Linked DNA regions of Homo sapiens: region 1 is linked to region 2. A link is a loop called in an ENCODE intact Hi-C map of the cell type or tissue named here. Cell type or tissue: natural killer cell. All regions are shown on one strand. Each heading gives the region's core, and the rest is flanking DNA. Links, peaks and the distances in the headings are about the cores only.

The links. Peaks named below come from ENCODE experiments on the same cell type or tissue, not always from the same donor. Only the 100,000 strongest peaks of a DNase experiment are listed, where the experiment ranks them.
Region 1: it touches region 2 in a loop (4-fold over the local background); 3 of 110 quality-filtered maps call a loop at or near these places.

The regions. Positions count from the first base shown.
Region 1 is chr7:142,834,276-142,837,189 of GRCh38, reverse strand. No RefSeq gene overlaps it. Among named protein-coding and RNA genes, the nearest start is that of EPHB6, 19 kb to the left of the region's middle. In natural killer cell, for the core only: no CTCF peak of the experiment used is centred there; a DNase peak (open chromatin) is centred at 1,509.
Region 2 is chr7:142,773,509-142,776,422 of GRCh38, reverse strand. PRSS2 (serine protease 2) reads right to left here. Exons shown (of 5, transcript NM_002770.4): 3 at 2,904-2,914; 4 at 2,368-2,504; 5 at 1,863-2,067. The coding sequence ends at 1,915. It also overlaps TRB. Among named protein-coding and RNA genes, the nearest start is that of PRSS2, 4.0 kb to the right of the region's middle. In natural killer cell, for the core only: no CTCF peak of the experiment used is centred there; no DNase peak of the experiment used is centred there.

The sequences.
Region 1 (2,914 bases), core at 270-2,769, 61 kb before region 2:
TTTTTATGACTTCATGTACGTATAGCAAATTGCTCTACAGAAATACACACCCTACTGTCTCACAGGCCATCAGCAGTAGGCATTAGCATTTTAAAAAATCATTAACAATTTATTTATATACCAGTAGCACTTACTAACTGGGTGCCCTGGTTGACTCAACTGTAAAACATGGTCTAAGTCTTGGGCTGTTGTAAAGATTAAACATATACTTCATACATGCCTATCATAAACTAAATATACAGTACATTTTATTTTTAAAATGATAAATTATTTTTAAAATGAACCACCTGCCTGTATCTCAGGTTGGTTGGGAGGATTATATTAGATAATATATGTAAAAATACACAGAAGTGGCATATAAGTAGAATATAATTGTTAAGTATTATTATCCTTTCTCCCAATAAAGGCCTCTTAAATGCGAGAGTAACCTAAATCCCAAGACTCTGGCTAGGACACAGTGACAGCAAGCAAATCATGTGGACAGCATCTAAGCTTCGGGGCAGGTGGTCTGATTGACCCATTACTGAAGATCAAAGAGAACAACAAAGGATTGACCTCAGGGAATTTACTTCTCCTTGGCCAAGCATTCAGATTTCCTTTTCATTACAGATTCAGCTGAGCATCTGCGTGTAAGCAATTTATCCATAAGACTGCTGTCCTCTCTTTCCTGTACACCATCACTGTGGCTAAGTGATTTTCTACTCACCCCCCACTCCCACTGTGTCTATATATGAATATGACAAAGGTACACAGAGGCCAGATTTCTGGTCTACTCAAGAGCTCTGAGGATTTTTATCTCAAGCTGGCAGGGAGGAAGGACAGAGCTTTGAAAAGAATAAAGTGAGCAGAAGTAGGGTGATATTGTGGGTAAAGGGATAATCTTGGATATGGAAAGGTGAAAGTAAAATTAAAAAATTAGGTCCAGAAATTGGAGGAAAATGGAGAACTTGGGTTGAATAAGTGGATTGATTCAGCTGTGCCTCCATTTTGACCTTTTCTGTGACCTCAAGATCTTTGGGATAAAATATTGACTACATGGATAATTTTATATTAAAAGCCTTATTTTTTTCCTCCTTTCTTCTTTCTTCCTCTGATTTTTGTGTCCTGAAGTCCACCCTAGCCAGTTAAATGAAGCCATAGTTTTCCATTGACGTCCAGTCTAAAATTCATTTGATTAGGAATATGTTTCACTAGACTCACTCCAGCTGTCCTTGTGTCTTACTTAGTTTCCTACATCTGTGACCCAGAATAAACTCTGAACATCCTCCATGTATTGCTTTATGAAGTAAATGAGTCAAGCACTTGTTCAAAACAATGATATTCTTTCTGAGTTTATGTCAGTTAGGTTATAATTTTTCTGCTAGGAAGAGATGTTAAATAACTGTAGCTCAAACAACCTCCCCCTAAAAAAGTTTTCTTTGTTTTGTTTTGTTTTGTTTTGTTTTGTTTTGTTTTTTCTCATGAAAGAAGCCCAGAGTGAGGCAGTCTTGAGCCATTACGAAGGCTGCAGGGCAGTTTTGGCAAGGTGGAAGTTTATTTTCCGTTCACATAAAAGCCTGAGTGTAAGTACTTCAAGTAGCTGCAGCAGCTACATCAAAATCTAGGACCCAGAACAATGGTCTGCTTTGCTCCCCTTGAAGTACTAATAGTAGCCCAAGGTTGAGTGCAAGCTATCCCTCTAAGATACCAGAAAGCGGAATAGAGGAAGGGAAAAAGAATGGACACACAGTACTAAAAGATTCTTTTTAGGACTCTTAGTGAAAGTTGCACACAACACTGAACCTTACATTCCTTCATCAGAACTAAGTCAATGACTGCACCTGAATATAAGCAAATCTGAAAAAAAGTTTTATCATTTTTTTATCCCGAATGTCCCTCTCCAAGCTAAATTTAATTTTGGTTTATTAGAGCAGAAATTGGAGAACAGATACTGGAGGGACAAATAGCAGGTTTTTGCCACGGCAGAATATTTTACTTGGTAGATAGCGTAAAAAGTAAATTGAGGATATGATAAAGTCAACTGTTTTAAGAAAAGCAGAACTTTATTCCAGGGGAAAAAAATCAAATTATAAAAGAGAGTAACTGTAATTATATCTGTATGACCTTGTGCTGAACAGTTATTTATGAAGTCCTAATAATGTAAACACAATTTGTTTCAACTTTTAGAATCAACTTATAGACAAGGCATGAAAATACTTGATTATGCTACTTAATAGAATGTAAATATTATCAGCCTTGACAATGTGAAAGTAAAAGTGCAGATGACAAATGTATTGCATGGAAGGAAATAAAAGAAACAAAGGAAAGTTTGAGGATACCAATATCATCATATTGTGAAGTGAAGAGTCAAGAGATACTATGGATTTTTAAAGGATCAAAGAATAAAGATGTAAGGATATATGAAGTGTGAATATTGCTTAGAGGTACACAGCCAATTAAGAGTGAATCTGATGAATAGTGATATAATTATGTGGGAGCATTGAGGCTTAGTTAGAAGGGATAAGTAAACGAAATAATTATCTATTATGGCTATCCCAACAAACTCTGTCCCCCTTCCCAGGGGAGGTGACACCCCATTGTTCAATATGGGAGTGAAGAGGATAGTTCTGTGGATTGGTGATGGCTTTATTTAACTGGCTAGGGTGAACTGCAGGACATGAAAATCAGAGGGAGAAAGAAGAGAAGAGGAAAAAGAATAAGGCTCTTAATATAAAATCTTCCTTGTAGTCAATATTTTATCCCAAAGATCTTAAGGTCACACAAAAGGTCAAAGCAGGGGCACATCTGGAAAATCAATCCACTTATTCAACTCAAGTTCTCCATTATTCTATAATTTTTGGGCCTAATTTTTAAATTTTACATTCATCCTCTTAGATAGTTAAGAGGATGTCATTGTGATCTAATTAGATAATAT
Region 2 (2,914 bases), core at 143-2,642:
TTAGTGGCCAAGATGGGAGGTGGAAGCAGCCATCTGGAAGGCCATTGGGATCCTTATGTCTGTGTCTTGGCTTGAGGTGACCAGCTGGGCTTTGATAGGAATGATCTGAATGGAGACAGAAAACACTGGAAACTAACACTCCCCATCTAGCCCAGCCCAGCCCTGTTTATATGAAGCGTTTGGTTCTTCCCTTGACTCTTGAGTAATGATGATATTCAGATGAGGCATTGACATTGTGGTAAGAAAGGGAAAAAATGTATCTGTCTTGTCTGTCTATCAACTGGATATATATCTCCCAAAGCAGACAAACCCAAGGCTGTAAGGTGAACTAGGGTCTGCATTTGGACTCCATAAAAACAAAATCCATGTTGAACAAAGTGATGTTTGTATGCAGTGACGTTTTGGGTGACCCATGTGTATCTGTCCATTGTGTGCAAGCCCTGAGCCCTGTTTTCCTCTGAAGATAGTGAGTGGTAGCCGTCTCCTCACACAAACCACATGTCTGGAGCACAGATGGCCCTCTCAAGGTAATTGATCTTACACATTTACTGTTTACCAAACAAGTGTCTGATGCATACTTGGGTGTATTCCACAGCATGTGTACTGTGGTCCCCTGTGTTTGCCAGGAATGCTGTGCTGCATGTAGAGGTTTTACTCTACTCATCCCTGCAATTTGCACGCTGCTCCATGGACACTTGGAGGCCTGTGCTCTGTTCCCTGTAACTGGAAATGTGCTCTGAACTTGTCTGTCTCCCTTGGCTGCTCCTGGCCCTTAGCGCCAGCTCCCAGGGATGTCCACAACCACTTGGGACAGAAGGTGAAGGTGGAATTTCAAAGAGAAGCTTGCTTGGATCTTGGGTGACAAGCTTGGATGAGCTACGGCCCCAACTTAGGCCCTCTCAGAATTGCCAGAAGGAGGCTTTGGCAGGTGCCGCAAGTGCCATGAAGCCTGCCTCCCTCTGCTGTGTCCAGTGGGTGCAAGCCAGTCAATGTGTGGTCAGAGTGGCTGGTTGTGTCACAGTCCTCAGATCTTTCCTTCCACCTTTTTTAAAGAATCCCAAATAACTCACTTGAAGTGTCTCAAAGTCAAGCAAGTTTTATGAAAATGAATCCTTTCTCAGTTAATTGATCAAATGGGTGAATCCTGACCCTCTGTAGTTTCTTTCCCTGGTCAGAGTGAGGAGCTGGTGTTAGCTGTGGGATTCACTGTGGCATCCTACCCCAAAGGCAAAGAAGATAAAAATGCAGCATGAAGAGCTGGGCTTGATTCCCAAGTCGCAGTCTGGCTCCCGCTGTGGTAGGTGGAACATCTCTCTAGCCTGCTCACAGAGATGGAACTAGGGAATTAAGGGAAGAGTCGGAGGGCCAGGAAGATTTATTTGAGTCTGATTTTCCAGGCGAATGAGAAGGGAGGGCTTGGTCGAGGGTTTGGTGCCGACACATTCCTGGGAGAGTCACGTCATCACCAGCAGCATTTGTAATTATTGTTGTATTTTAGCAAGAAGTTTCAGCTGGTCAAATATTTTGGGCCACCTCGAAGATGCTGACACATTTTCTGTACTGTGATTGTTCTGAAGGCAGAGTAGCTCTAACCACTCTGAGAAGCCCAAATAAAACAATAGCCCCTGCCGAAGACCACCTTTCTGAAACACACGTTTCTCTAGAAAACAGTGCCCCCCTTTCTCCCAAGCTTCTTATTTTTGGATTCCACCTCTTTGTATGTGTTAATCTAGTGTACCATGGAACACATTTGGGAGCTGGAGGCTCTTCTTATGTTTAAGGGGGAGAGCCCTGTCTGACCTGAGGTTGGAGGATGCTTTCCAATGTGAAGGAGTGTGAAGGAGGAGGCACAGACACAGACAGTGAGAGCAGGGTCACTTTATTGGTATAGAGACTGCAGAGGGACCAGGGGCTTTAGCTGTTGGCAGCTATGGTGTCCTTAATCCAGTCCACATAGTTGTAGACCTTGGTGTAGACTCCAGGCCTGTTCTTCTGGGCACAGCCATAGCCCCAGGAGACAATTCCTTGGAGCTCTCCATTGGAGACCACAGGGCCACCAGAATCACCCTGGGGGGAAGAAGGGACAAGTTGTATGAAGAGAGAGATGGAGGAGGAATACACCTACATTTGCTCTGAACCTTAAAAGAGCCCTTTCCAGCCAGCTCTGTGGCTCCACGTCCTTCTCACGGTGGCCCATTCTCTGTTCTTCCTAAGCAGACAGGATGCAGCCCAAAGGAGTCTTCCTCACTTCTCCATGGGGCACTGCAGGGAGCCTCCTCAGCCCCGCCACCTTGGGAGTTCAAATCATTTTCCCTGGTGGGGCCTGGTTATCAGTGGGAGCCTCAGCATGGGAAGGGGTCAAATCACCTGGCAGGAATCCTTGCCTCCCTCGAGGAAGCCCACACAGAACATGTTGTTGGTAATCTTTCCAGGGTAGGAGGCTTCACACTCAGCCTGGCTCAGCACAGGAGCATCCAGGCACTGCAGCTCGTCTGGGTAGTCGGCTGTGAGGATCAGGAAGAGAACAAAGAAAGAAATGTGGGTTAGGCCAGAGAAAGAGACAATAGTCTAGGATGGAACATTGAAGAGGAACACTGCCCCTGGAGAGGACTCCAAAACATAAGTCCTGGCAAGGGACTCTGGCTTTTAGTTCCCAGAATGATCATTGTTGAACCTCTCCCACGAAGTGATCATAGCAAGTTCTCCATTTGTCCTGTCTTTTGATTTTAGGAGCCACATCCTTGAGAATTTGCATCTCTCTGGTGCCCAGTGCAGAGCCTGTGTGTAATGGGCACTAGAAATGTGTCTTAAGCCTGGAGGCGAGAGGATTTAAGTTAAGGGGCATGGTTTGTTCTGGAAATTGTGGGATGGAGGGAAGTAGAAGGACAAAGGGTCCCACTCACCACCAGAACTC